2 separate regions of the Mus musculus genome follow, and region 2 is linked to region 1. The links are chromatin loops, found by intact Hi-C in ENCODE. Cell type or tissue: heart. All regions are shown on one strand. Links, peaks and the distances in the headings refer to the core of each region. The heading gives the core; the rest is flanking DNA. Region 1 overlaps Adcy9 (adenylate cyclase 9). Region 2 holds the start of Crebbp (CREB binding protein).

Region 1 (16,110 bases), core at 5,032-13,031:
CAGGAAATAAAGAAGCTGTCAGCTACCCAAGTGGTGGTGGCACATGACTTTAATCTCAGCTCCTAGAAGATAGCAGCAAGCAGATCTCTGTGAGTTGAGGCCAGCCTGGTGTACAGAGCGAGTTTCAGGACAGCCAAAGCTGCACAGAGAAACCGTGCCTCAAAAAACCAAAACAAGCAAACAAACCAACAACAAAAGCTGTCTGCTGTATTTGTCATAGCCATGATCCAGGCTGTGAATGAAGCAGCTGGAAACACAAGAATGGGGGTTTGGGGGTGTTAGTGGCAGTGAACTGTCTTCAGTACATGACCTAATTTGCTGAAGGTTGGATGGCTTTTAATGTCCCAACCCAAACCAAATCTGTTTAGCTGCAGCTGAGCTAACACCTCAAGAAACTGCCTGCTTGTGCACAGACTCGGTGAGCCCTGGCTGCAGTGTATCAGCAAGCGTTTCACTTCTATGTTTGTAAGAAGGAGGCAGTAGATGAGATGTTGTGGGTCGTAGTGGAACAAGGGAGAATGTCACTGTGTGACCCTGGCAAGGTATCTCTATCCCTGGTTAACAGCAGCCCTTCCCCATTGTGACCCCCCAAAACACTCAGTAGAACACTTCTAGATAGAAGCCCCACTGAGGACTTCTTGACTTATGGTAGACTTTACTTGGGGGTCGTTATTATTTTTGCAAACCCCATAGACCTCCAGAGGTCTTTGACAAGTGCATTTTGACCAAATGGAGACAGTAATTTGGATGTGAAGCTCTGTGTATGGCCAGTTGCCCCCAGGTGGGCATCAGAAATGGCAACATGGGACAGATGAAAGTGTGGCATGCTAACTCTCTGCCCCTGAACCTCTCCCTTCTGTGTCCAGAATGGTGTTTTTCCTAGAGGATGTCATGACATGCACAAAGTGGTTGCTGGAATGGATCGCTGGCTGGCTCCCTCGCCACTGCATTGGGGCAATCTTGGTGTCTCTTCCTGCCCTGGCTGTCTATTCACACATCACCTCTGAGTTTGAGACCAACATACATGTAAGTATCCGCAGGCCATCTCCACGCCCTCCAGGCTCCCTAACCTCTTCTTTCACTTTAAGTCTGGGTACTTGGGGTAGGGCTAAAAATTGAAGTTTTAAAAGAGGTACTCTCTGTTACTGCTCCCAGCTGCCCTCTTAAAATAGGAAGCATGCGCTAGCTGGGCTTGGTGGCACACATACACACACACATAATGGCACACACACATACATGGTGGCACATAACAGGTGCTAAGTCTCTGACTGGCACCTGGAGTAGCTGCTGTTCTGGGGAGGAGCTTTGGAGTTTACTCCACAATGGACGAGGCTGTTTCTTACCCTTTCAGCTGAGAGCAGTGTGCTTGAGTGTAATAGAACTGCCTGGGAGCATCTGAGGTCCTAGCATCAACTCACTTCTCAGTGGACCACAGCAGGACTGAAAGAAGAGTTTGGAAGGTGGCCCCTCTCACAGTGGTAGAGCCCCAGTAAGCAGCCTCCCTTTCCTGTCTATCAAAGGGACATGTGCCATCCTACCTGTCTGGAGGAATATTCTCTTAGCAGTGTGGACTTGTAACTAAAATGCTGTGCCATGAGACAGATATGTGATCTGTTTTTAAAACCAGTAGGTTACCCAAAGGAAGACTTACTGCACATTTCACAGTTACTTCTTGTCACTGTGACCAAATACTTGATGAGAAAGGTTATAAGGGATGGAGAATTAGCTCTGGCTCAGAACTTAAGGGAATATCCTGTCATAGCAGGGAAGGCATAACTCCACAGTGGGGTGTTTGTCGGGCTGAGACTCTTCATCTCCTTACAACTTAGTTAAACAGGAAACAGAGATGGGATAGGACACAAACTAGGCTCTAAATTTCAAGGCCCTTCTCTCCAGAGATCGACTTCCTGCTGCTAGGGTCCACTTCCCAGAGACCCCACAACCTCCTAGAAGAGCACCCCTGGCTGGGGACCAGGTATACAAGCACATGAGCCTGTGGGGGACATTTTACATTCAAGCCATCACAAGTACCAGAGATGCCTGATACTGAACAGAAGTGTGTGGGGGTGGTCCTCTCACTCTGTGGCACACAGATAGGATGGAGGCAACATGGCAGAGGTGGCAGAGGCTATACTAACAGTGTCTTCTCTTGCAGGTTACCATGTTCACTGGCTCTGCGGTGCTGGTGGCCGTTGTGCACTACTGTAACTTCTGCCAGCTCAGCTCCTGGATGAGGTCCTCCCTTGCCACCATCGTGGGGGCTGGGCTGCTGCTTCTGCTCCACATCTCCCTGTGTCAGGACAGGTGTGACTGCATTCTTACCTCGTGCCGCCCTCACCTAGCATCTCTTAGGGCTCGGCAACAGTTCTGTGTTAGTGCTGCATGATGCCTTTCCTTCATGACTTGAAATGGCTTCCAGCACACATGTGTTCAAAGAGAACCAGCTGAGGATGTAGCTCAGTGGTAAAGTGCCTGCCCAGCATGCAATCCTCAGGAGTACCAAATACAAACACATACACACACACACAGAACCAAGCATCATACAGCCCAAAACATAATAAAGAGCCCTAAGAGTCTTTTTTTTTTTTTTTGAGACAGGATTTCTCTGTGTAGCCCTGCCTGTCCTGGAACTCACTCTGTAGACCAGGCTGGCCTCAAACTCAGAAATTTGTCTGCCTCTGCCTCCCAAGTACTGGGATTAAAGGCGTGTGCCACTGCCTGGCGAGCCCTAAGAGGAAAGGAAAGGAAAAAGGAAGTCATTTATAACACCATAAAACATTGCTGTGTGTATAGTATGTAAATATTGAATCATAGATGAACATTGAATTTAGACTTAGTTTCTATCACTAAAAGACACCTATATCACCAGTTGTGTACAAATATTCAGAATTCCACAAGACTTCTGATCCTACACACTTGGATATGGGAATGCAATCTGTATATATTTGAATATAGATGTCCTTGGGTATCTGCCTCAGCAAGACACATGACTACTGTAGGATATTTGAACTTTTTTTGTGAATAAGTTGTAATCTAAGAAGGGAAGACTGGGCTGGAGAAATGGCTCATTGGTTAACAGCACTGACTGCTGCCAGAGGTCCCGAGTTCCATTCCCAACAACCACATGATAGCTCACACCCATCTGTAATGGAATCTCATGTCCTCTTCTGGGGTGTTTGAGGACCGCTACAGTGTACTCATATACAATAAATAGTTCTTTAGAAAAGGAAAAAAGAAAGAAAAGAAGATCTGAATTATTCCACATGAGAGAGTCGTGATAAGGAAAGCCAGCGTGGTGCAGGCCTGTAGCCCTAGCACTCAGGAAGCTGAGGAGGCAGTCTAGCCTAAGCTACATAACTGAACTCTATTGGTACATGCCTGTAATCTCACCACATGGTAAGCAGAGGCAGGATAATCAGGGGTTTCAGGTCTTCCCTGGCTGTGTAGAAAGTCTGAGGCCTTCTGGGTTACCTGAAAGCATGGTTTGGACAGAGATTAAAGTCACATGATGAACCTCCAGAGACAGGACCAGTCCTCAATTGAGCTGTACAATGACAGGGACATTTAAACCCGCTAAGAGCCAGGTATGGTGGCTCACACCTGTAATCCCAGTGCTGGTGAAAGGGAAGTAGATGCAGAAAGACAGCAAGTTTGTTTGAGGGTAGCCTAGGCTACAGAGGAAGTGAGACCATTTTCGTCCCTTCAGGTAACCAGTTAGCACAGTTAGCCCTATGTGGATATTGACAGTGAAATGCCCTGTGTGGATAGTGACAGTGAGGTTCTTTCCTCTGCAGGCTCCACCAGGGTCATCGTGTTGCTTCTTGGTTTGTTTGTGTCAACTGTTATGCCAGCAAACAGCTTTGAGGCTTTTACTCTTTGTCAACTAAACATGCAGTTAGAAACAGAATAGAAACTTGGGTAGCAGAATGTATACAGTATTTTGTTAATAGTTCCTATCTCTTAAACCAATTAAGCTTCTGTTTGTGTAACAAACATTTAAGTATCAGGCCTTTCCTGTAGCTTAGACAGGTGCTTCCCAGCTGCAGTGGAGAGCCACATGTTCATAAAGCCAGAAAGCAGGTGAGCAGGGTGTTACACAGTGACAGGGACAGTTCTCCATTGTACTTTGCCAGATATCTAACATTCTGGCATGGGTGTCCCCGAGGACCACGGCTTTACCAAATGCTTTATCAGCAGTATCAAGAGTCTGTGGGAATCACAGCGTATTGGTGATTAGGGAGCAACAAGGTGACTGTCCTCAATCTCCTGCCTGGATTCATAGCAATGTGAAACAGTCGAGTTCTCTGCAAAGCAAGATCAAAGGGGAATCTGAATTAGAGCTGCAGTTCAGTGTCCGAGGAAAAGCTGTGACAAGCAATTACACTGAGTGAAATGCACGACCTTCTCCTGCCATTGTGGGACATCTGGACTCAGGGTCATCACAGTGCTTTATACAAAGAGTGTGGAATTCATTAACAGCTTTTACCTTCGGGTGCCTTGTGAGCCCTTCATGGTGACATGGTCAGAGCTTTGGGTTCCCCTCTTGGATCTAGAGGAGTGAAGTAGGGGCCTCCCATCTACCTCCCTGCTACAATTCAAACAGATTTTGGCAGGAACTAATAGATGAACCTTACCAAGACCCCTTCTACATGGAGGGTTCTCAGAGGTACAGCCCAGTCCCAGTTGTAGCTGGGACTAGCAGGGCAGTGGTTGCCAGGTAGTAAACAAAAGCCTGAATCTATTTAATAATAATAATAATAATAATAATAATAATAATAATAGATTCACCTTTTACAAAAGAGAAGGTGTTCACCAGCCTTGTGTTGCTGGGATAAAATTCCCCAGGCAGCTTATAGAAGAAAGTGCTGAGTTGGGCTTATGGTTTCAGAGGATCATGACCAAATATTTACCTCATGTCACCCAAAAGGGAAGTTACGTGAACTCTTCTTGAGTTGCTTTTAATAATGCCTTTTTATTTCCTGTAATACTTTATTCATTTTCTTTCCAGTTCCATTGTGATGTCCCCCTTGGACTCAGCACAGAATTTCAGGTGAGTTTCCAACCTGGGGCCTTATCTCCCGAAAATACGCATGTACATGCATGCATGCATGCATGCTTGTGTGTGTGTGTGTGTGTGTGTGTGTGTGTGTGTATTTGCTTGCACGCGCACATGCGCGTGCACATACAGGTTGAGAAAGCAAACAATAACTGCATATTAAAGTATCCGATCACAGTTGTTTCATACTGGGAAGGTGATTACTCATTAGACATATACTAGAGTTAGTTTAATTTTATGCAACAGGAAATATCTCAAAGAAAATATTTTATTATCTAAAATATTTTGACCTGGAGTAGCCAAAATGTCTTAGCTGTTAAAGATGCTTGCTGTAAGAGTCTAGCAACCTGAATTTGATCCCCAGCGCCCATGTAAGAGAAGTTGGAAAGGACCCAGTCAACAGTTGCCCTCTGACCATCACAATGCCCCTCAGCATTCATCCTTACACCCATCACACACAGACAGACGGTAATGATCAATAAGTAGTTTAATTATATAAGACACTACTATCTGGCTAGAAATTTGAGATAATAAATATTTGAATTAAAAAAATAAATATTTTGAAATTTTAAACTAAATAACCCTTACTTTAAAAAGTAAATTTAAAATAAATTGAAGGGTAAGAGATAACAATTATGTGTGCTGTGTACATGCAGATCTGCAGCCACACATGCTTCTGTATGCACACACATGCCACAAAAATACAAATTAAACCATAAAAGCTAAAAAAAATTCATTTCCATGCCTCTTAAGACAGATAATTTTCCAGTCTTATCAATAGTAAATAGATCCACTTAAAAAAACTGACTGACATATTGGAAGGGACAGAAAAACATTCATAGAACATAAAGCCCACACAGGTGAAGCACACAAAATTGATTACAGATTCCCACATCCCCCTGTTCCTGGGAATCACAGTCAGGCACTGCACAAGCTGCAGGTGTCCCCACTGATCTTTTAGCTGAGCTTAAGCAGGACCCGATGCCAGCCATGGCCATCAAGCCTGTAAGCCTGTACTCTGCAGCCTGAGGCAAGGGGATTGCAGTGAGTTTGAGGTCAGCCTAGGCTATAGAGTATGGCACTGTATATACAGCCCTGATAGATCCCAACGGTTATAGGTACCAAACCTTGCTGGTTAGGGCTGAAAGGTGGCCCTGGCTTTCTCTTTGTCTGTCTGCTATTTCAAGTACCTCTTTTGCATGATAATAGATCTTAATGTGTTTTACTTTAGCTTCCATCCACAGTTGGATGCCCCAGGATTCAGTTACTCTTACATTTACCCATCTCAGACTCCTCTTTTGGACTGAGTGTGAAGGTATGGGCCTGTAATCTTGGCTATGAGAGTAGAATCGTACATCCAGGGCCTGCGTGAGTCCAGTGCAGGGTGAGCTTGGTCAAGGCTGGCCTTGAACACTTTCTTGGAGATGCCATCTCAGAGTGAAAAGGAAAACTGAAAGAACTGGGAACCGCTCGATTGCTCACTCGCTCGGTAGTGGAGTCCTTACATGACACGAGGCCCTGGGGTCACTCACCAGGGTACAAGCTGGCCAACAGTCCTCTTCTTGGAAACTGGCCTTTGCTGTTTAAATGTACAACTGGATTGGATGCTCTTGTCCACCTGTCTTAGAGTTGCTGGGTGTGGTGGCATATCCCATAATCCCACACTTGGGCAGTGAGGGCAAGGGGTTCAAAGGTTCAAGTTCATCCTCAGCTACATAGTCAGTTAATTCCAAGACAGCTTGAGCAACACAAGATCCCGTCTTAATAAAACAAAATACAGGGCCAAGTGGCTTGCTTCTTCCGGCACAATGAGAACTGACTCCACGGACACATTTCTGGGTGTCTGCATTCACCAATCACACACACTCATAATAATAAAGTTGTTTCGGTTGGGGTTTGGTTTGGGTTTGGGTTTTTTAAGGTATAGGCCAATGAGAATGCTTAGTACATGCTTGCTACCAAACCTGTTGACCTAAGTTTAGTCCCTCAGGAAACTTACTAAAAAGGGCTGGTCCTCAATGTCACAATATTGGGACCCAGCAAGCCATGCTCACAGGAGATACAATTGGTTTCTCCCCAGCCCAGAACCTCTGTACAACTCGGCTTAAAAGCCAGGCAGAGGCAGATAGATCTCTGAGTTCGAGGCCAGCCTGATCTACAGAGTGAGTTTCAGGACAGCCAGGGCTACACAGAGAAACCCTGTCTGGGGGTGGGGGTTGGGGGGAGCCAGAGAACCTCAGGCTGGAGTGAAACATGTTTTAGTCAGTTAAACAAAGTGTTCACTTTGCTTAGCATTTGTGATTGGTAGGTATTACATTTGTTTCAATGCTGTAAGTGAAATAAACATGGAATGTCCTACGATAGAGAACTCTGTCCTGTTTCCCAACCACTGGGCTAGAAAACCTGTGTCAGGTCTCAGGTCCAGCCTTGCTGGATTCCAGGCTTCAGCATATTACAGGGAGAGGACACCAGAATCAGCAAAGGGAAGCATTTGGCCCAGTGAGCTAGAATGGCCCTAGAGGACCTCAGTGAAGACAGGTGGCTCCAAGCTTCTAATAGCAGGCCACATAGGAAGATCAGGGAAAGCTGGTGGTCAGCAAAACCTGCATTGCCTGTGCAAGCAGCCGCCGTACCATGGACTGCTGCCATCCAGGGATGGTGGAACCCCTCCCCATCCCAGCTTCCTGTATCAACCCAGGCCTCTCTGAGGATGCTAACCTCCCCTCCAGAGCTGACACAGCTACCCTAAACCTGAAGAGAGAAGGAACCTGGCCATGTCCCAGCTGTCTCCATGCTTTACAAGTGAGGAAACCAAGGCCTCCAAAGTCCCCAGTTGCCCTGCTAGAGTGGCTTAGGGACCATCCCAATCTCTCGGCTTTTATGGTGGTGTTTTAGGGAGTGTCTCAATGACCTCAAGTTCATTTCTTCCCTTTTTTTTTTTTTTTGAGATAAAATATTATGTAGCCCAGGCTGGCCTTGAACTTGCTGTGTACTCAAGGGTAACCTTAAACTCTTTTTCTAAAGAGATTTTTTAAAAAGATTAATTTATTTATTTATTATATGTAAGTACACTGTATCTGTCTTCAGATACTCCAAAAGAGGGCGTCAGATCTCATTACCGGTGGTTGTGAGTCACCATGTGGTTGCTGGGATTTGAACTCAGGACCTTTGGAAGAGCAGTCAGTGCTCTTATCTGCCGAGCCATCTCTCCAGCCCAACCTTAAGCTCCTTTTTTTTTTTTTTTGGTTTTTCGAGATAGGGTTTCTCTGTGTAGCCCTGGCTGTCCTGGAACTCACTTTGTAGACCAGGCTGGCCTTGAACTCAGAAATCCAACTGCCTCTGCCTCCCGAGTGCTGGCCAACCTTAAACTCTTAAGGTCTCTACCTCCAAATTCTAGAATGACAGATGTGTGCCACAAGGCCTTGTGACATCCATTATTTTAAAATACCCTTATGTCAAAGGTAACAATACGACTTCAATTAAATACTGTAGCTAAGGAATTAAGGCTTCTGTGTCCTAGATCTCACCTGAAGACATATCAGTTTTATATCCATTTATCTTTACATAGTGAACAATTCTATCATATAAAATCTAACAACCTACCTTGGGAAATTTAGAAATGCATTAACATATAAAACTTATAGGAACTCAACAGTCAAAACTCTGTTAAAAATAGAAGGGGGCGGCAAGAAAGGGATACAGGGAAGGAAGAAGGAAGTTCAAATGTTAACATAAACAGACTCCGGGAAGCAGGACAGGAGAGAAATCATATTTTTAATTCTACTTCTCCCCTAAATTTTCTATGATTGAGTATGCAGTATTTTTACAGAGGAAAAAACTGAGCAAGTATGGTGATGTACGCTTATGATCCTGCACTTGGAAAGTGGAGGCAGGAGAATTAGAAATTCAAGGTTACCCTTAGCTATATAGTAAATTCAGGCCAACCTGTGCTACATAAGATCCTGCCTTAAGAAGAAAAACCAAAACCAAACCAAACCAAAACAAAACATGGTAGCTGCCGATGCTAATCTCGGGTTTCAGCTGCAGGGCCCATCAGTGGCATCTGCTTACCAGAGAACAGCGCAGCTGGGTGTAAGTTCAGTTATCTGGGAATGGGAGGTGTGACCTGCAACAGTTTGAAGGCTTAGAGAATGCTTTTCTCCTTGCTCAAGGCTCTGGGCTCAGTCTCTAGCCCTTACAAGGGTTTCTTGGGAATTTCTAGTTAAATTCTAAATGCCCTATATTTAAAATGATTCAATAATCCCACTGTATGCCAAGATGAGGGTAGGAATGTTCTTTGAAACATCATTTCTCATCATAACTACTCAGCATGAGTGTGGTCATCCATATATTAGATTACTCTATAGCCATGAGAAAATAGCTGCATTTGTTACCCTGAAGGAAAGACTATTCTGTTCCTTATGCTGCCTGACTTTCTTACCATGTGCATATATTATGTATGTATGTTTGTGTGTATATATATATATAATCATATCTTAAATGTATACATCTCATATTTCTTTTTGAAAATGTTAAGATTGTCTTAAATAACTTTGGTGAATCTGAACTACCTAGAAATGGGGAGTGTGTTTTGTGAAGTTTCATATAAGTAGAGAATAAATAAAGTATAAAAAGGTCTTTGCAAAATGATGTCTGTTGTTTAGAAACCTAAGAATAAAATCTATCAGAATATTCAGTTTCTTGGACTCAGTAATGATTCTGTGATCACTAAGGGACATGTCTGTATCTTAGGAGAGACACTAAGATAGCCCAGCAACTTACTTTTGAAATGTTTAGGAAAAAGTATTTGGTTTTTTTGGGGGGGTTGTGGAGGGTTTGTTTTGTTTTGTTTTTTTAGATTTATTTATTATGTATACAATAGTCTGCCTGCATATATGCCTACAGGCCAGAAGAGGGCACCAGATCTCATTACAGATGGCTGTAAGCCAAGATGTGGTTGCTGGGAATTGAATTCAAAACCTCTTGAAAAGTAGTCAGTGCTCTTAACAGCTGAGCCATCTCTCCAGCCCAGGGAAAAGTATTTGCATGTGTCAGTATGTCTTTGTATGTCACATGTGTCTCCATAGATGTGTTGAGAGGAAGCAGAGAGGCAATTTAAAAATTGTAAAACCCAGATGAAGCACATCCAAGTTTTATGAAATTTAATGTTTCCATAAAGTTGAGATTTTCTAAAAGAAATAGTTGAGGAGAAAGAAAGGTTTGTTGTTCGTTGTTTTTGTTTTAAAAATCTAATGCATTTTTCTAAAAAGCAGTTACAGCTGGGCCTAGTGGTCCAGGCTTGTCATTCTAGTATGTGGGTATGGAGGCAGGAGGATAAATTCCAGGCCCACCTCCAGCTGCATAGCAAGTTCAAGGCCAGCCTTGGCTGCATAAGACAAGAAATCAAATTAAATATGAATAAACCAAAAGCACCCGTGAAGCCTGCAAAACAGCCAGGCTGCTTTCTGGCCGCATGGGTTGAGGGTACTGCTAGGCCACACTGGGCAGAGTGCACATTCTCAGTGTAGGCTTGGCACTGTGTCATGTCTCATCTCTCTGCTCTGCAGTGCCCAGAGGAACCCATGCAACAGCTCAGTGCTGCAGGACGGCAGGAGGCCGGCCAGCCTCATAGGCAAGGAGCTTATCCTCACCTTCTTCCTCCTGCTCCTCTTGGTCTGGTTCCTGAACCGGGAGTTCGAGGTCAGCTACCGGCTGCACTACCATGGGGATGTGGAGGCCGACCTACACCGCACCAAGATCCAGAGCATGAGAGACCAGGCTGACTGGCTACTGCGGAACATCATCCCCTACCATGTGGCTGAGCAGCTCAAGGTCTCTCAGACCTACTCCAAGAACCATGACAGCGGGGGAGTCATCTTTGCCAGCATTGTCAACTTCAGTGAATTCTATGAGGAGAACTATGAGGGGGGCAAGGAGTGCTACCGTGTCCTCAACGAGCTGATCGGTGACTTCGATGAGCTCTTGAGCAAGCCGGACTATAATAGCATCGAGAAGATCAAGACCATCGGGGCCACATACATGGCAGCCTCAGGGCTGAACACGGCCCAGTGTCAGGAGGGTGGCCACCCACAGGAGCATCTGCGTATCCTCTTCGAGTTCGCCAAGGAGATGATGCGCGTGGTGGATGACTTCAACAACAATATGTTATGGTTCAACTTCAAGCTCAGGGTCGGCTTTAACCACGGACCCCTCACAGCAGGTGTCATAGGTACCACCAAGCTGCTGTATGACATCTGGGGGGACACCGTCAACATCGCCAGCAGGATGGACACCACTGGTGTGGAGTGCCGTATCCAGGTGAGCGAAGAGAGCTACCGTGTGCTGAGCAAGATGGGTTATGACTTTGACTACCGAGGGACCGTGAATGTCAAGGGGAAAGGGCAGATGAAGACCTACCTTTACCCAAAGTGCACGGACAATGGAGTGGTTCCCCAGCACCAGCTGTCCATCTCCCCAGACATCCGAGTCCAGGTGGACGGCAGCATTGGGCGGTCTCCCACAGATGAGATTGCCAACTTGGTGCCTTCCGTTCAGTATTCGGACAAGGCTTCCCTGGGATCTGATGATAGCACACAGGCTAAGGAAGCTCGCCTGTCCTCTAAGAGGTCCTGGAGAGAGCCAGTCAAAGCAGAGGAAAGGTTTCCATTTGGCAAAGCCATAGAAAAGGACAGCTGTGAAGACATAGGAGTAGAAGAGGCCAGTGAACTCAGCAAGCTCAATGTCTCAAAGAGTGTGTGAGGCAGCGCCGAGAGCTGCCAAGGTGCTCTGCGTGTCCAAACACAGTAACATCTGTGTCGATAGGCTGTTGTGCTATCTAGCACCTCAGTTTCTGTCCCCAGATGTGGTGTCACGTGGTCATTTCAGCCCGAATCTCTGTGTGGAGCACAGTTATTCAGGGTTCATTTCCACCCATTTCGGTTTTCCTTTACTTGCGTTCCTGGAAGCCTTTTCCTGGAAGCCTGCCCCCAGCCCAGCCAGGGGATCCAGTCAGCAGCGTGGAGGGATTCAAGTGCCTTCAGGGTCTGGCCTTGCGTCTGGGGCTGAGGCCACTGGTGGAATCATGGCCCTGGGGATTATTTGACTTCTTTAAGAAAAAAAAAAAAAAAAGGAAAAAAAAAAGCTGTGGTTAAAATACCATTTTTATTGCCTTTTCTCACAAGTTTTTTTTTTCTCATACAGTGTTTTCCAGTTTATTTTTTCTATATGTGTAATAGTATTTTTCAGTCACTTGGCCTTTCTAAGCACATCCACGCACACATACTTGCATTTATGAATCTGACATAAAGTGCCAGTAAACTCATCTGGGGGAGGGGCTATAGAAGGGAGCAGGGCTGGAAGCAAGCCCCCTCCTGGCATCTCTAGGGTACCTGGGCCCACATTCCTGTGGCCCACAAATGGGCTTCTCCGCCTCCAACACTGGGCAGTTTCAGGGGCTCATCTGCACGCAGGCCAAGATTTCATATGCTCACCAGACACAAAGCTTACAAACCAGGCCTCAGGAATCTCAAAGCCGTGTTTTCATCCCGACCCCACACAGAAGGGTCTTCCAGCCAAGAGTGAAGATGTTTGTCTCAGAAGCTGACCCATTTGAGGGAGATGTTTAACCATCTGAGGATGCATTTATTTATTTATTTATTTATTTATCAAAACATGTGTATTATGGGGAGGGGGCACTGGGTAGTTTTGGTGGAGGGAAGCAGTCAGGGAGTGGGCAGGGCAGTTTGCAAAGGACACAGCCGACCAATGACAAGATGTCCCTCTATGTTTCATGTCTCATCCACTGTGGCCCATGGTGCCACCCAGGGTGCTGTTCCCTCTTGTGGGGATCCAGAGTAAAACTGGCTCGGCGCCAGGTGGGATTCTGCAAACCTTTTGTCCGTTCCACCCACTGTTGGACTGCACGGGCTGGCTTGTGGTGGGATTTAATTCTGTTGGTCAATTCAAACTCTTGAAGGGGGTTTCTTACGGGGCACCGAGGGACAGAGCCATCTGTTTTGCCAAAGGAAATGCAGACAGCCTGTCACAGATGAAATTTGAGTTCCTGGCTGCTAACCTTGCTTGTAATTAAATTGTGTTCTTCCATGATGAATCTCAAGTTGATGCTGGAAGGAGCTCAAGCTACAGCTGCCCCGCCACCATCATTTTTCCAGGTCATGCTGATGTGTAGCTCATGAGACAACTGAAGACCATCTCTGTGCCTATTGGAGGTCTTCATGCCATGCCCTGTGTGTGGTGTGTTCTTTCACTGGTAAACTTCACTGTATAGCTTTCACATCTGAGTTAAGCCCGGTTTTCACTCCTCCCTGAAGATGGACAGAACCTGCTTATGCTAGCAAGGTGACATCTTAGCTTTAGTCAGCTACTTCCCCAGAGACACCTGGGATGGCCACCCATGCAGCAAAGCCATGCCAGGACCCAGAGTATTCTTAGTGACTGGAAGATTTCCTGTCCCAGTTGGCTCCCTGTTGGTCTTCCAACTAGAAGAACAGATAAGTTGTGACAATACCTCTTGCTTCTAAAGAATGTATTCCTGTACAATGCCACAGATTTTCTTTTCTTAAGAACACTACCTGATTCTTTCCTTGTGCTAGGGATGTAGGGCATGCTGGGGTCTCCTGTCAGTATTCAGGTGTGCTCAACTGACCGAGTATTAGGTTGTCCTCCACCTCCAGGCTGCATCACTTGGAGGAGCTAGCTAGTGGCCGGGGTTTTTGCAATCTTGGTTCAAGATGTGCTCTGTCAAGTTCATCTCTTCTCACACCTTCCCTCTCAAACTCTTTCTTTCTCTGTTACAAAGGTATCTGTGAGTCTTTCCCAGCCCACTCCCCAACTCTAGACCTCCAAACCAACTGGAGAGAATCACTAACCTTGAGCGGATGACCCAGTTCTGCATCGTGCAAATGGAGCCCTAGCTGAAGGGCAGTTCATACAAAGTGCAGTGGTCTTCAACACCCTGAGCCTTCCTGAAGAACCAGTGCAGACATTCTTCTTTCAGGGTGCAAGGCCCCTTGGGGCCTTTCCAGCTCCCTGCCCCTAAGCATACCTCAACACAGAACCACAGGATCTCTGCAGCACACCTGCCGTGCAGCTTGGTCTGTTGGCATTGAACAAACAGCTGTTGCTAGAGACAGTTGGGCTTCCAGGCAGTGGACTGGAGTGTCCATCAGGTGGCAGTACTTCTTAGGAACCTAGGGCAGGAAGCAATACTTCAGAATTGAATGTGTGTAAATAGTTGCTTTGCATTGCAATTGCTCTTTCCTTCTTGGCCCCAGCACAGATCAGTTTTATACATCTGTATGATCAAGCACACATAATTTTATCCCACACAAATGAACGTAGAGTGCTCGTCGGTTATAAACCCTCAAACAGCTTGACGAGCCCCACAGATGTGCCACACCTGTGCATGGCTCCCTCTGCCCTAACTTCACTCCTGGGATGCACCTGCACATTTGCACATGACACAGCGAGCCAAAGGCAGTGTGCGACCATCACCTGGGCTGCAGTCACTTGTAGTATCCAAAGATAAGTCTGCATTTGAATTTCTTGATTTTCAAGGTAAGCATTTTTTTTGGGGGGGGGGCTGGTTGTTTTGAAAATCGCATCATGCCTAGAACCTGAAATTATATTAGTAAGAACCAATTGTTTGTATTTCCATGTTTTCCTTTGCTCTGCTCTTTTTAAATTGTTAATTCTAAGAATTTCAAATTGCATCCACTGAAAAGAAGGATATTAAAATGTTCTAAAACGTAACTTTGGTGCGTGGTATTCCTCATCGAGAAGCTTGGTACTGCCTTCCTTCAGGCAGGCTCCTCTCACCCCGTGTGTGATCAGTGAGTGACTTGGAGCCAAGACAAGATTTACTTTTTGTTCCTACCATGGCTTTAAAAATGGGGGGTGAAAGGGATATCTACTTTTTTGTGTTTCTGGGGCTATATTATTATTTTTTAAATGAATTCACCTACCGCAGTTAACTTTGGTTGAGAAATGTTTATTTTTACATAGAACATTAAACATTTAAAAATCAGGCTATAGAACACCTACATTTGATAATTTCCCTATTCATTGGGAGTTTTAATGCAGGGTGCCCCCCCACACACACACTGGTTTTGTTTTGTTTTTTTTTTTGTTTTGTTTTGTTTTTTTTTTTTTTGTTTTTTTTTTTTTTTTGGTTTTTTCGAGACAGGGTTTCTCTGTGTAGCCCTGGCTGTCCTGGAACTCACTTTGTAGACCAGGCTGGCCTCGAACTTAGAAATCCGCCTGCCTCTGCCTCCCGAGTGCTGGGATTAAAGGCGTGCGCCACCACGCCCGGCCTTTGGTTTTGTTTTGAGACAGGGTTTTTCTGTATAGCCCTGGCTGTCCTGGAACATGGTCTGTAGACTAGGCTGACCTCGTGGTTCAGCATTTAAGTGAAGAGATTGGCTAAGAAAACACAATAGGTTTTCTGAAAAACACCATGAGACCTTTGTACCTCATGGTTGGTGATTGCAGAGCTGAAATCTTGCTGCTTTCTGGTCTTCTAGGTCCCAGCCCATTTCAGAATCTAAAGTTACAGAATTCACCAGGACTGGTGAGCACACCTGCTATCTGGTATTTCGGAGACAGTGGCAGGAAGATCAGGCTTTTGAGACCAGACTCAGCTACATAGAGTTCAAGGCCAGCCTGGACTATGTGAGACCCTGATTTGTTTTGTGTTTTTAAGTCACAGAATCTCTCCCAAAAAAACCCTAGAAGCCATTTTGTACATACCTTTAAGGTTCATAGTGCCTCTAAATCCAAAACCAAACCATAGCTCTTCCAGGCTGTAACCCTCTTTACCTGAAAACTTTTCTTGGGTCAAGGGTTGATGAGCCATGTCTAGACAAAAAGGACCTCTCATGGGCTGCAGACTCTGGGAAGGGAGATGAGAACATGGCCTCTACCCTCTTGTCTATCAGCCTGTAGAAAGCCATCGTCTCCACCCACTGAGAGCAAGAGCTCATCTAGTGACCAAGGTACTTTCCTGCCAAACAGTACTTGTTGCATCCCTAGGAGCC
Region 2 (16,110 bases), core at 2,705-10,704, 77 kb after region 1:
CTTAGTTAACTCTCTCTCCTTTGATGGGTGGACTCTGGACCTCAAGGAACCTTTCTGATTGGCTCAGAGCAAACTATGAGTGTTCTCCCAAATTATGCTGACCTCTTTAATAGTTACACTCATTTTCTTTACACCCATTTGTCTTCTTTCAGACTTACTCACAAGGCTTTGCTCTCCAAATTGTACATTTCCATGTCTTTCTGTTCCTTTTCACTATAGAACTATCTAAGAGCAGTGAGCAGCAACTGTGCCATGGTCTAGATTTAACACTGTCTTGACATTTCTTTTGCAGTTCATGGGGTCATCCACACATTTAATCCTGGCTCTTGAGGGATGAGGGCGTAGAGGCAGGATGATCATCCTCAACAACTCGATGAATTCAGCTGTATACCTAACTTGAGGATTCGGGTCTTCAGATGGCACAAACAGGAAGATGGGTAGAAATATGGGCACACTGTGGATTCATGAGCAACTACATTGCGGGAAACCTGTGAAAAGTGTGTCTTGGTGGTTCTAGTTTACTCATTAATATAATAAACAAACTGTGGGCTGAATGTAAGAAAGGGGAAGGAGATGCTGGGGGCTTCAGCTGAGGAGACTGAGTGACCATGCACTTATAGGATTGTCTAGCAGTCTGAGTGGCCCACTGCAGATGTGTGACTATTGGTGATAAGGATACCAGGCAGCTCCCCACTCCCATTGAGACAGGGTCCTGCTATGTAGCTGAAGACAATCTGGAAATCACTATGTAGCCAAGGCTCACAGGGATCCTCCTGCCTCACCTTCCCAACTGTTGGGATTACAGGAGTATACTGCCATACTCATACAATGAGCAATATCATTTTTCTCAGTGCTCAGGTGAAAAGTAGCCAAATTTAGCTCCAGTGTGGTTCTGCCAAGCTAGTATAATCACATGAGTGAGGGAGAAGGAGTTGAGTCTATGAGAAGACCAGTGTTTGTCATAGCAGACAATGAAATTTAAACTTATCAAGAAGGGAAAAGATTAGAAATTAGGGAACTAGAGATTCTTAGACAGTCAAAGTATTGTTAGGGCCAGGATGCTGTAGGCAACAAACTGAGGAGGTCAAAGATGGATTCCATGTCTCCACTCTGGGCTTCCCATTCTCCCACCGTGAGCTTATTTTTTCTATTCTATTCTATTCTATTCTATTCTATTCTATTCTATTCTATTCTATTCTATTCTATATCTATTTTATTGCTCAGTCTATAATCCTGAACAATAAAGACTGTTTAAAAACAAGAGCCAGATGCGGTAGTACACACTTATAATCCTAGCAATTAGAAGGCAGAGGCAGGAGGATTGTGAGCCTAAAGTCAGACTAGGTTACACAGTGAGACTGTGTGTGTATATGTGTGTGTGTGTGTGTGTGTGTGTGTGTGTGAGAGAGAGAGAGAGAGAGAGAGAGAGAGAGAGGAAGGGGTGGAGAGAGGGAGAAACAACACACCTCAGAGGGAGGGAGAGAGGGGGAGAGAGAAACACCTCAATAGACATTCAAGAGATTCTATATTAAATGATAAGTGAGATTAGAACTAATAAGTAAATTTGTTGGATCGGCCAGAGATGTCCAAATCCCAACAGGGGAAAAATATGAAGCTTTTTTGAAAGACAAAAGAAAAATTAAAAAATGCTTAGCGATGTTTGTGAGTAAAAAAAGACTTAGATTTTAATATTTAAAAATCCTTTATTCAACCAGTGAGATGGGTTAGCTGGTTGAGATATTTATCACCACGCCTGACCACCTGAGTTCAGTGGCTGAAACCAACATGGAAGCATGGAAGGAGAGAACCAACTGCTACAAATTATCCTCTAACCTACACACACACACCCTCAGGCATACAAATAAATGTAATAAAAACCTTTAATTATGGACATTTCAAAATATACAGAGGTACTCAGAACTGTGTGATGAATCCACCTCTGACTGCCATTGGCTTCAGTGGCTACCAGTTCCAATTGCTTTTGTATGTGTGTGTATACACATTCAAGTATGTGAGTTGGTGTGCATACAAATAGGTGTGGATATGTGTGGAGGTCAGAGGTTGACAGTAAATCCTCTCTGAATGAAGAAAAGGAATAAGAAGGAAAGAAAAGAACATGACTCCTCCTGAGTGTGGTGGAGGAGAAAGTTTATTACAGATACAAGGGAAAGCATAGCCAGGGGCAGAGACATCCGAGGGTCCAGAGTGGTCATGACCATGAGCCATGTGGGGAGAAGAAGAGGGGAGAGGAGAGAGGGGGAAATGGGTACAGCAGCCAGCAGGCCAAAGGTACAAAAGGTAGTACAAAAAAGGGTAGGTAACCCAAGTGACTGGGTTATACAGGGGAGAACCTCTGGGGAAGATCAGCTCAGCCCCTGGGCTGGAACATTCAGGTGTGGTATGGCCCTCATATCCATTAACAGGTAGGGACTGAAGGATGCTGGGAGAACCTGGAGGCCAGGTTGGCTTTGATAGTTAAATAGGCACCTCAGCTGCTTGTCCTGGGTTTGAAGCTTACCACTCTTCACTTTATTTAGTAAGGTAGAGTCTCTTGCTAAGCCTGAAGCTCACACATTTGGCTACTCTAGATAGTCAATTTGATCCAGAGATCCCCTGGTTTCAGCCTCCTGATACAGTACCACACCTGCCTGGGTTCTGGGGAGCCAAACCCAAGCCTCAAACTTGTGTGATAACTGCTTTATCCACTGAGCCCAATTCCTAGCCAATCTTATTTCATCCATACCTCATCACATTATCTATTCTATACATTATTAGATTGTAATAGCTATAGATCAACAGATTTCTAAGGTCCAGTTATTGCTAGCATTGTTCAACTATATGCATTTTGTTTTGTTGTGAGATAGGGTCTCACTCTCTTTTGTTGTTGCTGCTGTAGCTCAATTTGGCCTGAGACTCACTTAAGTAGCCCAAGCTGGCCTCCGATTTGTTATACAGCTTTAAGCTTCTGCTTCTCCTACATCTCTGGAAGGGTTGGGATTATAAATATGTGCCATCACACCCAAGTGATCTGGAAGTTTGTCCTCAGCCATCATTTCCCATCCCCAAAACCCACGGTTCCCAGGGAACACCCACTCATGGCATTTTGTACTATTTCTTTCCTTTCCTTTCCTTTCCTTTCCTTTCCTTTCCTTTCCTTTCCTTTCCTTTCCTTTCCTTTCCTTTCCTTTCCTTTCCTTTCCTTCCCTTCCCTTCCCTTCCCTTCCCTTCCCTTCCCTTCCCTTCCCTTCCCTTCCCTTCCCTTTCCTTTCCTTTCTTCTCCTCTCTCTCTCTCTCTCTCTCTCTCTCTCTCTCTCTCTCTCTCTCTCTCTCTCTTTCATTGTTGTTGTTGTTTTGAGATAGGGTTTCTCTGTGTAGCTTTGGCTGTCCTGGAACTTGGTCTGTAGAGCAGAGTGGCTTTGAACTCACAGAGATCCTCCTGCCTCTGCCACCACTGCCCATTGGCTTCTTTCCTATTTTATCAGTTGTCAACATAACATATCTTTCCTTTTTATGACCCAATACTGTTAACACTGTTTGGACAGAGAGGTTTATACATTCATCAGTGGATAAAGGCAAGTGAACTTTTTTCAGGAAATTGTCCTTAATTTATTCCACATTGTTACTCTTCTGTGCCCCTAGCCTGAGCCTTCTGTAATTATGGATTCCTCCCTCATTTAATGTGGTCTCTGTCACTACAGATTGTGAGAAGGTACCCCCTTTGTGGCTTGTCCTTTTCTGGGCTGGGGAAGTGGGGGTGTGGCAGTGGCTTGATACATTTCAAGACATTCTCAACTTGACAGTGATGCCCAGCTAAAAGTAGGCATGCAAGACCCATGTCTCCTCATTTTTTTCTTACCCATGTTCCCCATCTGGTGTTCTCTGAGGAGACTCAGACTAAAGGGAGAAATAGACAGGAAAACCTGTATCATCAAGCACCAGAGGAAATGATCAAAAGCATACAGATAAGAACAAATAGAAAAGTTTCTGTGGAGCAGGTGTTTCAGAACTGGGAACAAAGGACAAAGAAGAGCTAGGGGTTTGGTGTTTAAGAACTGTCAGCCAGGTTGAGTCCTGCCATGCTTACTCCAAATTGTAGGGACTAGGTTTCTCAGCTCCCTTTGTAAACTAGAGTGTGACCCAGTACCTGCTCACAACAGGGGAATGACTCAAGGCCAGGGACAGACTAGTAGACAACGTGTTTACCAACAGTATCCTTTAGGGGAAGGCCCTGGATTTTCTAGGTGACTAGACACCATGTCCATTCAAAGGAGGAGTAGGCCACCAGGATCGCCTACTCTTCTTAATGTTCAGAGGCCTCCGAATTGGGGGGTCTGACACTGTATCCACCCATTCAGTCATAAAGTTAGCAACCATAGCCCCTACCCTCAGTGAATGCAATGCCCTATAGTGAGACTAACATCCAGGGCACCTCAGATGCAGTGATGCTGGTCCTCTGTCTCTCTGTGGCTCTATGGCCACTTACTGTCCTCAACTCCTGTGAAGATGGACTGCTGAATATTCTGGTTGTGATTTTCCATGCTTGTTACTTTAACTTCTCAATTAGAGCACACAGAGACTTCTTTATGGTTTTTCCCAGGGAATTAATATAGTGGCAATACTCTGAAGAGTCTTAAGAACAATATTTGATGAATAAAAACATAAATGATCTGAACAATGTATTAATATTGTGCCCTTGAATTTTGCCCATAAGTTATCTCTGAGGCCCTAAAGTGTTAGAGGGACTTCCTGGAGCAACTGAGATTTGGACCATGTTTTGGAGATTGAATTATTGTGCTAGTGACAGGTGTTTTCAGGACTGTGAATAGCATTGACATAAGTATAAAATATTTCAGATGATGAGAGCAACTTGGTGAATGTAGGATGCTGGTGGGGAGAGAGTGATGGACAGAAGGGAGAGATGAAACAGGTGTGGGAAGCACAAGTTTTGAACAGTTAAGATAAATGTGCATCACTCAATCCTGGCCCAACCACTGTTATATGCATGTGTCTGTCTATTTTATATATGTTCTTAGTGTTTTTCTTGTTCTTTGTATAGGAGCCATTTGTTGCAGGTAGGCCTGCGCCTAGTCCCTTCATGCTATACTAGTGATGTCAAAGTGGTGCCTGCAGTTTACACAAGGTCCTCCGGTCTGTGTGCAGATGGGGAAACTGAGGCGGGAAGGGGCAAAGCAACTTTCTCTAAGATCACCAAGGGAGATCCCCCCCCCAAAAGGTAGTTTTGTGGCTGTGTGCTGAACAACATGAAACACAAGAAAAGTTTATGTAAGAAGTTGCCTCAGTCAAAGGACAGCAGGCACCATGATGGACAACACAGCAGGTGGCTGCGGTGTAAGGTGGAGGAGCTCATTCTTCAGGTAAAGAATGTGGGGGAGACTAGCTGCATCGTGGGTGGATGGGGAGGGAAGGAGGGGTCTGACTCACAGGTTTCTCGCTTAGGAAATAGGGGTGCTGCTGATACCTGGAAGATAAGGACTTCCGAGTCAAGCTGGCAGGTTTTGAGAGAGTGTTAACAGAGATGGGAAAACTTTAGTTTTTGAGGAGGTGTGTGGCACACCCAAGTGAGAGGGTCTCCCTGTGATCCTACATTTTTCTGGGTACCTGCCAAAGCCAGGGTGGTTGTCCGAAGTAAGGAGTACCCTTAGGAGATCGAAGCCCTTGGTCTTGGTACCTGGGCCCATCTCAGATCCAGGAGGTAGAGCTGACAGCCTCTCCCTTCAGGTGACAGCGTTGGACATTGGACCTGGCCCTATCGTTTTTGGGCTTGGGAGTGGGCGCTCAAGAGCCTTGCGGTGCCCTTGCAAACTTGGGAAGCACAAGGAAGGGGTGGACTCTCGGCCTGTCATTTTCTCCCTCAGTGATCTTAGAGAAAGTTGCTTTGCCCCTTCCTGCCTCAGTTTCCCCATCTGCACACAGACCCGAGGACCCTCTGTAACCTGCAGGCGCCACTTCGCCATTACTAGCATAGGGCGCGGGGAAGAGGCGCAGGTTGCGGTGGCGTCTTCTTAGTCCGATGTCACCCTGGAGGCTCGCAAGCAAGGAGCTGCGAAGAGCCAGAGCTGCCGGGGCGGGGCGGGACCGGACGGGCTGGGCCCGGATCAGCGCTGACTCCGAGCCTGGCGGGGGGGGGGGTCTAGGCTCGAGCCCAGGGCGCCCTCCCCGCGCGTGCCGCGTTACTGACAGCGTCAGAACAAAAGTGGCCGTCTGCTCTGCGCACTTGGCGTCCCGCAGGCCGGGCCTAGCACCGCAGCCCGTCGCCTCACGCATCGCCGCCGTGCCTTCGACCCTTCCACCCGAGCGCGCTCGGCTCTTTCCGCCGCGGCCGGCGCAGGTGGAGGGGCGGGGCGGGGGCCGTGCGTGGTGACGCCGCGGGGGGGGTGACGTACAAGCGTGCCCCGCCCCCTCCCCCTCCCCGTTCAGGCTCTGGAAAGAGAAGAAAAAAAACTTTCTTTTTTTTTTTAATTGAGGAATCAACAGCCGCCATCTTGTCGCGGATCCGACCGGGGCTTCGAGCGCGATCTACTCGGCCCCGCCGGTCCCGGGCCCCACAACCGCCCGCGCACCCCGCTCCGCCTGGCCGGCCCGCTCCGCCCGGCCCTCGGCGCCCGCCCCGGCGGCCCCGCTCGCCTCTCGTCTCGGCCTCCCGGAGCCCGGCGGCGGCGGCGGCGGCGGCGGCGGCACGGGGTGGGGGGGCCGCGGCGCGGCGGCGGCCCCGCTCGGCGCATTGTTTTTCCTCACGGCGGCGGCGGGCCGCGGGCGGGCGGCGGAGCCCAAAGCCCCCCGGTCGTCCGGCCGCGGGCGAATTCATTAAGTGGGGCGCGCGGGGGGGGGGGGTGGCGGCGAGGCGGCGGCGGTACCACCATGTTCCCGGGCGCCGCCTGAGCCGCGGGGCCGGGCGCCGTCGCTGCCAGCCGGGCCCGCGGAGGCGGCCGGGCCGCTTGGGTGCCCGGGCCGCGGAGTGTCGCGCTCGGGAGGCGGGCAGGGGATGAGGGGGCCGCGGCCGGCGGCGGCGGCGGCCGGGGGCGGGCGGTGAGCGCTGCGGGGCGCTGTTGCTGAGGCTGAGATTTGGCCGCCGCCTCCCCCACCCGGCCTGCGCCCTCCGCGGCCCGGCCCGCGCTCCTGCGCTCGCTCCTCGCTGGCTCGCCTGCTCGCAGCCGCCGGCCCGACCCCCGTCCGGGCCGCGTCGCGCCGCCCGCGCTCAGGGCTGTTTCCGCGAGCAGGTGAAGATGGCCGAGAACTTGCTGGACGGACCGCCCAACCCCAAACGAGCCAAACTCAGCTCGCCCGGCTTCTCCGCGAATGACAACACAGGTGAGGCTGGGTCTAGGCTCGCTGTCAGAGTTCGGGGCAGGGAGGGGGTTGAGGGTCGCAGTGGCCAGAGACTCTGTCCCGGGCCTTGGGATGCGCTTCCCTGGTCGGGAGGAAAAGTGAAGCGGGGGCGCGGTCTAGTGTCCGCACGCGTGGCCGGCCGGGATGACAGCGGAGGGGACCTTGGAGGTTTGGAGTAAGAGAATGCGACCAGAGGCAATGAGGGCTTTCAGGATCGGACCCCCCACTCTAGGCGGTGCAGTCGCGGACACAGCTGCTGCCTTCTTAGTTGCGACGAGTTGCGACGGAGAAGTTTCTTGGAATGTGTTGCTTGGGAAAACGCTTAGTGGTTATTTAGAAAGTCTTGATTTTTTTTTTTTTTTGATCACCTAGTATTTTTTTTTCTCCAAAACCCCAAACCTCATGTGCGAGTTGTCATCAAAGTTGCTGTGGTGTCTTTCATTTACATACGTAACCTTAAAAAGAAGCTAGCAGGCTTTTAAAAGTCCATTTGGGCTCCAGTCTGCCTTTGAGGTTGGAATGGTTTTACACTGGAGATGAAAAATTAAAAAATTAAGGACTTTGAATCTTTCAGGGAAAGAGAAAAGCAAGATAATCTTAAATCTTTTCCCCAACTCACAAAATAGCTTCCGTGCAAACTTTCTTAGGTGATCGGATCGGGTACCCAAGACTTCCCTGTTCATTCAGTAATTCAGAGTACTTCTGGACAGCTCTGATAACCTTGCCAATTATTCGTATTTCCCCTTTTAAGCTCTCCTTCGAAATATAAACTCGTATGCTGCTGTGAACAATGCCGGCTCAGCGCAGCTAGCACTTTTCCAGTACGTACTTGTAGCGGCATCTGAAAATCAGTTTCTGATGAATGGGTCCAAATCAAATTACATTGCTGCCTGCAGATTGGCGCTAGATACAGATGTTCAAGTTGTGGAACTCTGTGACTTTATACAAGTGTATTTAAAAATATTTCTGCTTTTGAAACAAAACTTAGATTTCACGGCTTCAGTTTGAAGTGCTCCTGAAATCCAGTCATGAAAGGAGAATGTTAATGTAGAAATGAGAGGGGAGTATTCTCCCTCCATCATTTTTCAGGAGATTTTTGTTGACTTAAAATTTGTTGAGTGGTAGAAAGGAGTAAATAAATAATTCACAGGTAGGTAGGGAAAAGTCACTTTTCTTTTTAAATGACAAGTTGTTTGATGTTTATTTTCATAAAAATCTTATTGATGAAAAATGTTGAAACAGTGGTTTAAGCACACTTGTGCAAAGTAGAGCTAGCTCCCTTGCTTTAGTAATGTTGCTGTGCTCGAGCCAGAAGACTGTAATCATGTGAGATGTAGATCATACCAGGCAGGTGTTGTCCTCAAGTTTATCCTCTGACACTGCTAACTGGAAGACTTCAGCTTTGCTGTTACTGAGTGAACTTGAAGATTTTTCTTAGAAGTGGGGCAAATTAATAAGACCACAAAAAGACCTGTAGTATCTTATATATCCAGAGGTTTACAAGATGGAACCCAAAAGAAGATGGCTTTTCCCCTCCCTCCTCCTCCTTTTCTTCTTCTTCTTCCTCCTTTTCTCCCTCCTCCTCCTCTTCTTCCTCCTCCTCTTCTTTCCTCTTCCTCTTCCTCCTCCTCCTTTTTCCTTTTTTTTTTTTTTTTTTTGTGTGTGTGTGTAGCTTCTCTGGATTGTCAGATATTTACTTACTGTGTTGCTGACCAGAGCAGACTTATCCAAAAGAATCTTCTGCACGTGAGCACTTTGTCCCTTTCTCTTTCCACTTTTTGCCCAGGAGACGCAGAAGAGTACTTTCACATTTACAGATATGTGAAACAAGGGGTAGTAGTTTCTAATGATTCTGATTTAGATGATCAAAGAATAAGACGGCATTCATATTGAAAGGGTGTAAGGGTCCACTCAGAAGAAGGAGCCATTTTTGAATACATTAAACAAGATGAAACCTTGTTAAGAGTAACTATTAGTCTACGATCCAGTAACAAGATAGACAGATCTTAAAAATTAAACAAATAAATGGCTGAAGTATTTATGTTAAGTATATTTAAAGCAGTGAAGGCTGGGATAGAGACAGAAGGAAAAATTGAACTTTGTTTTCTTTTTTTTGGTTCCCCCCCCCCCCCCCCCCCACACACACACACACAAGGTTTCTTTGTCCCTGGCTGTCCTGGAACTCACTCTGTAGACCAGGCTGGCCTCAAACTCAGAAATCCCCCTGCCTCTGCCTCCTAGGTACTGGATTAAAGTCGTGTGCACCACTGCCCAGCCTGAACTTTGTTTTCTTGAGGGGTCTTATCTCAGGCCTCCAAGAGAACATTGGGCTGGGGTAGGTGAGGTGTGTGTTCTGAGCACAAGATGAAATTTGAGGGAGGGGATGCAAGGAGAGTGAACAGAGAGCCCTAGACAGTGAGAAACAGTTGCTACTTGAACTAGTGATACAAGCCACATCTTTGGGGACTGAGTTGTGAATCCATCAAGTGCATTTTAGCTGTGTTTCTAGGGATAGCAGTGGGTGGAGAAGAGAGTGAGAGGGAAGCCTACCAGCCTACGGAGTACTGAAGTTCACCAAGGGGAGTGTCAATGGACACATAAGCCACTCCACTAGGGGCCAGGCAGCATCTGAGTGATGATGACCTTTGTTGCTTAAGATGGGTGAGAGCAAGAGGGAAGGTGCTTGGAGGACAGTAGCAAGAGGAAGAGAGACTGCTTTTCACCCTACCACAGGCAGCTCTGGAGTGGTGTCAGATGTTGGTGAAATACTATTTTCTTGTTCTATGTTGAAGTGTTAAGCACTTTGTAAGAAGCAGGGAAGTTTGTGTTATAAGTATGTAGGTGGCTATGTATTTTGGAAACTTTCTCTTAATATGTCCAAATTAAAATAGTTTAGAATCTTTTAACACCATGGATTCATGATCAAACAGTATAGAAGAAAAATATTCAGGCAAGTAGACTTTTTTAAACACACATAATTGGCAATTCATACATTTATGAAGGTGGTTTTTAATTTTTTTTATATATTTTTTGTTTGGTTTGTCTGTTTTTTGTTTTTGAGGCTGATTACTTCAGACTGGCTTGGAATTTTTCTATGTGAACTCTGGATCCCCCTGCCTCAGCCTTTTAGTTTTAAGTGCTAGTATTATAGACATACGTTATCACACTTAGTGACTTGGGAAATTTTACATTAAACTTTATGTATAACAAACCATGTAAAAAGTGTTAGGGCCCGCAAGATGGCTCAGGAGGTCAAGAAGAGTACTTGCCATGTAAGCCTAGTGATTGGAATGTAGTTCCCAGAACCCATATGGAGGTGGAAAGAGAGAACCGACTCCGCAAAGTGTCTGCTGTCCTTTAGGTGTGACACATCAGGAACCCCTCTCCCACCTGCACTCACTCTCTTGCTCACACATAATAGAATTTTACAGAAAGCTTTAATTTTTTTTTTTGACAATCAAACATAGGTATATTTTAGCCTGTGCTGTGGCATTAAACTGTCGTGGTGTTATTTTATAATGCCTGTGCTTTTTATTTAAAAAAAATTTTTTTTCCCTCCCCCCCCTTCTTCTTTGAAACAAGGTGATGATGTATCCAAGACTGATAGCAAATTGACTCTATATACTAGGCTGACCTCAAATTTGTGATTCTCCTGGCTCAGCTTCTGAGCATTGCTAGCATTTTAGGCATGCTTTGTAATCAAAAAGTTCACTTTTTTTAAAGACTTATTTTTATTTATATTATGTTTATGAGTGTTCTATTTGCATGTGCACCTGCATGCCAGAAGAGGGCATTGGATCCCATTACAGATGGTTGTGAGCCACCATGTGGTTGCTGGTACTTGAACTCAGGACCTCTGGAAAAGCAGTCAGTGCTCTTAACCACCCAGCTATCATCTCTCCAGCCTAAACGTTCACTTTTCAAGAGGCATAGTCTCAGTGTGTTGTCCGCGTCAGATCTCAGCTCCTAGACTCTAGTGAGCCTCTTGCTTCAGCCTTCTGAGTAGCTACAAATTTCTTTAAATGCAGTAGAGAAGTGTATTTAAAGAGAGCTTGTGGTAAATCTGATTAACCACTAACATCTTTTTACTGGTAAACGATAATCTTCATTGTGTGCAGTCCTTTATATATCAGACAGTGCTTTTCTCCACAGCCATCAGCAGCCAATGAAGAGAAGCTATATTTACTGCTGTTTTCTAGACGAGGACCCATGACTTATGGGGGATGGGCTCCAGAGCTACAGACAGAACCAAATCTAGATGGTTAAAGGTCCTACATTCAGGTGACATGGCTCAGCATGTAAAGGCACTTGCCGCCAAGCCTGAAAACTTGAGTTTGATCCCAGTCCTGCACATGGTGGAGGAAGAGAACTGACTTCTGGAAGTTGTCCTCTGACCTCCATACATGGGTCTTGACATATTCTTGTCTTTGTATGTACACACAAAAAATTATTAAATGTAATTGAAAACGAGCATCATAGAAATTTATTATACATTTGTACCTCTAAAGAGTTTACTTGACTTCGAGGCTGGAGAAAAGGTTCAGTGGTTAAGAACATTCTTCCATAGGAGACTGGTTCAATTCCCAGCACCCACCTGGCAGCTAGCAACTGCTTGTAACTTTAGTTCCAGGAGATCTGAACTCTGTAGATACTGTGTGCACATGCTACACAGATATACATGCAGGCAAAACACCCATACACAGAAAAAAAAAGTTCTCCTGACTCATGGACAGTGATATTTGCCGGGTTTGCATTGCATTCACTTCAGCTGGTAATTAAAGATTGTAGGCCTGTGGCACACACCCGTAATTCCAGTACTCCAGAGTCTTAGACAGGAGGGGGCTAGCCTAGGCAACATTATGAGTTCTGGACAACCTTATGCTACAGAGCAAGTCTGAACCTTTTTGTTTGCCTCTGCCTGCTTCCCCCACCCTCCCTCCTTCATTCTCCTCTATTCCATACCCCCCTCATCCCGACCCCTGCTCCCCCATCTTAAACACACGTACAAACACATGCAGTCCTTTTCAGGAAATCTACAATGTATGGTCCTCATTTTACTTTATTACTGTTTTGACTAAATAGGAGGTAAAAGTTTTTATCAGGTAGGACTGTTCATGACTGTATCTTGACATGAAAATACGAACCTTTTGGGGTCAAGAATGGGCTGCACTGGTAACTCTTCAGAAAATGTGGTGTAATTGTGAAGTACACCAATGGTTGCATACTGTTAAAGCAAAAGGTGGGGGTTCTGTAATTACTGTTTATTTTTCGTTTTCTTGAGACAGGGTTTCATGTAGTTCAGACTGGCCATGAATTACTGATGTTTCTGCTGCCACCTCCTGAGTTGCTGGGATTACAGATATGCTCCACTGTACTACACTTGATTTGGTAACTCTGAAACATAACTGAAAATGGCTTATAAAGGAACTGAGGCTTTATTTCTGCAGTTGGGAATGGATGCTTAGGTTGTAAGCCAGTAGTTTACACCTTTAGCTTCTGCCATTCTGGTTGGCTCTCAGAGCACCCCATTATGTAGGACTCTGCAAATGCTGGGTTTTGGTGTTTTAATTTCATGTTTGAAAGCAAAAAGTTTAAAATGAGGTGGCTAATATGCCTTTCTTTGTAAAGATGAAGTATTACGGGTTCGTAGAGCTTGTTACCTTAGTTCTTAGGTTCCTTTAGTGAGGGTGTTCTGTCTTTATCTTACTCAGGTCAGCACTTGGTCTGTATTTCAGGAAATTAAAGGGCATAAAAGTATTTCTCAGAGTGGGGGGAAAAGGCTGGGGCTAAAGAGATGGCTCAGTGGCCAGCCTGGTCTGCAGAGTGAGTTCCAGGACAGCCAAGGCTGTCTTCAAAAACCAAATAACTAAACAAATAATAATTTAAGGGGTTTGTTCCCTGCTGAGGTTAGTTCTAGCCAAGGAATTTTGGTGTTCGTCTCTTAGAGCTTGTTCTGGTGGGCGCTGTGAGCCTTGAAAGGTTATGGCTGAACTTGCCAACATTCCTTCCTATAGCTCATTTCTCCAGGAATGCCCCCAACCCCTTAGCATAATGCAGGGATCAGGAAACACCTTCTGTAAAAGGCCAGAGAGGACACAGTTCTGGCTCTGTGGGGCATCTGGTCTCTTGCCTCTAACCATTGTACTTTGTCATTTTTGCAAGAAGTCAGCCATAGATAGTATGTAGGCACTGCTGTCTCCTTTAAACTTTACTATAAAAATTGGCACCCGGAGAATTTTCCCTTGAGCTACAGCTTGATAATGTGAGTGGTATGGTCTAGTAAGCACCCATTTGGGAGTACTGGCCTGCTGTGCCTGTTCCCAGCTGGGCATAGCAGTCAGCCAAATTTTCTGAGACTTTTGCCCCTGGCCTGGACAGTGACTAGTAGATAGGGTAGGATGGCCACTTCAAATTAGGAGGTTCCTTTTGAGCTGTTGTTGTTCTGTAATAAGTATATACAGTATTTGAAATCAAGTACATTTAACAAAAAGCCCAGTAACTTCATGTGGCTTTGCTCTTTTCCTAGCCATTTTGGTTCTTATTGTAGCTCACAGCATTCTTTTCCCTACTACCGTGTCACCTCAGCATCCTCCCTTTTCTGTGAGACTAGATGGTGAGTGGCTCTGTTAGAGCTGGTACAGATGTGCCACAGTTACCCCACTGGCACCGATCACAACACAAGGAGGCTCACTTACACGGTGGGCCCTTAGAGATGTTTGAGGTAAATGCTCCTAGTTTTCTCCTAAGACTCTGCTTTTACACTACTTGTCACCCCTCTGGTGCAACCACACTCTCACTTGCGCGCCTTTCTCTCTTTCTCTCTCTCTCTCTCTTGTTTCTTTTGTTATTTCTCTTAATTTTGAGTGTCATATCTCAATGCTCTCACCATTGATAACCTACCTGGTGAGTTCTGGCCAGGTCTTAACTCTATAACCTCAGTTTTCTCATTTGTAAAATGGGATGATGATTATATTATTACAGTATTGTCTGAGGTGATGTCTGGTAAATAGCTGTCCTGGAAGAAATGCTCAATGAACAGGAGTTGGCCCTGCATTTACTTGGGTATGGGAATGTGCCTTGTCTTCTGGGGATTTCTTTGGGATGATAATCTGACCAGAATGTTCATGGGTGGAAATTGTAGTAGCTTTGCATGTTAGCACACATTCCCATGTGTAACTGTGTCTATTGTATACCCTCACTTCACTGGATATACAACCAGAATTCTGTAATAGTACTATTAATTTTTGTTTCCATTTTCACTTTTTAAATGTAAGGTTTATTTATTTGTGTATAGTATGTGTTTTAACCGCATGTATGCTTGTGCACCATGTTTGCCCATTGCCCTTGGAGGCCAGAAGAAGGCATTGAATCACCTGGAGCTGGGGTTAGAGATGGTTAGCTGCCCTGCGAGTGCTGGGAATTGAATGCAGGTCCTTTGGAAAAACAGCCTGCTAAGCCATCTCTCCAGCTCCTTCACTTTAATTTTTTTAAAGTAGAAACATGATAGCTATGAAAAATTTAAAATCTTAAAAACTTAAGTGTTCTGTAAACCCTATTATTTTGAAACATAATTCATCGACTTCATAAGTCTCGGATATGTGATTCTATTCTGTTCCTTACTACTCTGTGTCTTAAAATTCAGTCTGAGATACCTGTTAGCCATTGTACAACACTGTACAGGAGATTTTGGTTGATGCCTTTCAGTTGCTTAGAACTGTGTTCACTCAAACTTGGAAGCAAAACTAAGAAAATGCAAAGTGCAATTTAAGTGTGAAAATGTGGAAAGAACAATCCAGAAGGGATGTATTTATTCCCTAGACGTTCTGAATGTCTCACTCTGTAGAATTCCAGAAAACCGAGGTGAAGTCAGTGGTTTGGTTGTCTTCCCAACTTGTGCTTGGCCTTTCCTGCTGTACTATAGTGCTAATCAGTCAGTTGGGGAAGCCAACTGTTTTCCCAGTCTTCAGGGCTGGAAATGGGACCCTGGCCATGACTGCCTTTTCATCTTAGATGTCACATACAGATAGCTCTTGTATAACTCTTCTGGTTGTTCTCAGATGTCTCTCAGAAGCCTTCATACTCTTGGGCATGCCCTCTGTCCTCTGATGTAATCCGATATTAGTACATGTACCCTTGCCCTTCATGCATTCCTGTTGGTTTTTGTTTTTGTTTTTTGTTTTGCTTTTGAGACAGGGTTTCTATATAGCCCTGGCTGTCCTAGAATTTACTATGTAGACCAGAGCAGCCTTGAACTTACAGCGATCCACCTAACCCTGTCTCCACAGAGTGCTGGGATTAAAGGTGTGTGCTACAGCTGGCTCCCCTTCACTCATTCTTTTTTTCCTCTTCTTATATTGAAAATAAGACTTTTTTTTCTCACATAATGTATCCTGATTATGATTTCTCTTCTATCTACTCTTTTCCGGTCCTCTCATCTCCCTTGTCATCTGAATCCATCCCCATTCTGTCTCATTAGAAAACACTAGGATTCTAAGGGGTGATAATAAAATGAAATATAATAAGACAAAAGAAAAAGTAACACATCAGAGTATGACAAAAGGAAACAAGCCCAAAAAAAGGCACAAGGGATAGATATAGATATAGACCCTCTTGTTCACACACTCAGGAATCCTATAAAAGCACTAAACTGGAAGCTGTAATGTATATCAAAGGTTAGGTGCAGGCCCTGTGCATACTACTTCAATCTCTGTGTGTGTTTAGAGGGCCGTGTTTCTTCATGCCCTCCATCCACTCAGGCTCTTA

The links. Peaks named below come from ENCODE experiments on the same cell type or tissue, not always from the same donor. Only the 100,000 strongest peaks of a DNase experiment are listed, where the experiment ranks them.
Region 2: a loop joins it to region 1, with 2.3 times the contacts of the local background. A loop is called at or near these places in 6 of 42 quality-filtered maps.

What each region holds. Positions count from the first base shown.
Region 1 is chr16:4,283,603-4,299,712 of GRCm38, reverse strand. Adcy9 (adenylate cyclase 9) reads left to right here. Exons shown (of 11, transcript NM_009624.3): 8 at 867-1,026; 9 at 2,156-2,304; 10 at 5,009-5,050; 11 at 10,624-14,827. The coding sequence ends at 11,815. It overlaps Gm36359 (a long non-coding RNA gene), which reads left to right and starts at 15,406. Exons shown (of 4, transcript XR_875865.2): 1 at 15,406-16,110. In heart, for the core only: a CTCF peak has its summit at 9,967 (motif pointing right); no DNase peak of the experiment used is centred there; H3K27me3 peaks cover 120 bases.
Region 2 is chr16:4,204,358-4,220,467 of GRCm38, reverse strand. Crebbp (CREB binding protein) reads left to right here and starts at 7,064. Exons shown (of 31, transcript NM_001025432.1): 1 at 7,064-7,329. The coding sequence starts at 7,245. It overlaps 4930455F16Rik (RIKEN cDNA 4930455F16 gene), which reads left to right. Exons shown (of 3, transcript NR_040571.1): 3 at 293-556. In heart, for the core only: CTCF peaks have their summits at 7,077 and 9,950; DNase peaks (open chromatin) are centred at 5,427, 6,207 and 7,227; H3K4me3 peaks cover 3,403 bases; H3K27ac peaks cover 2,145 bases; H3K27me3 peaks cover 1,224 bases.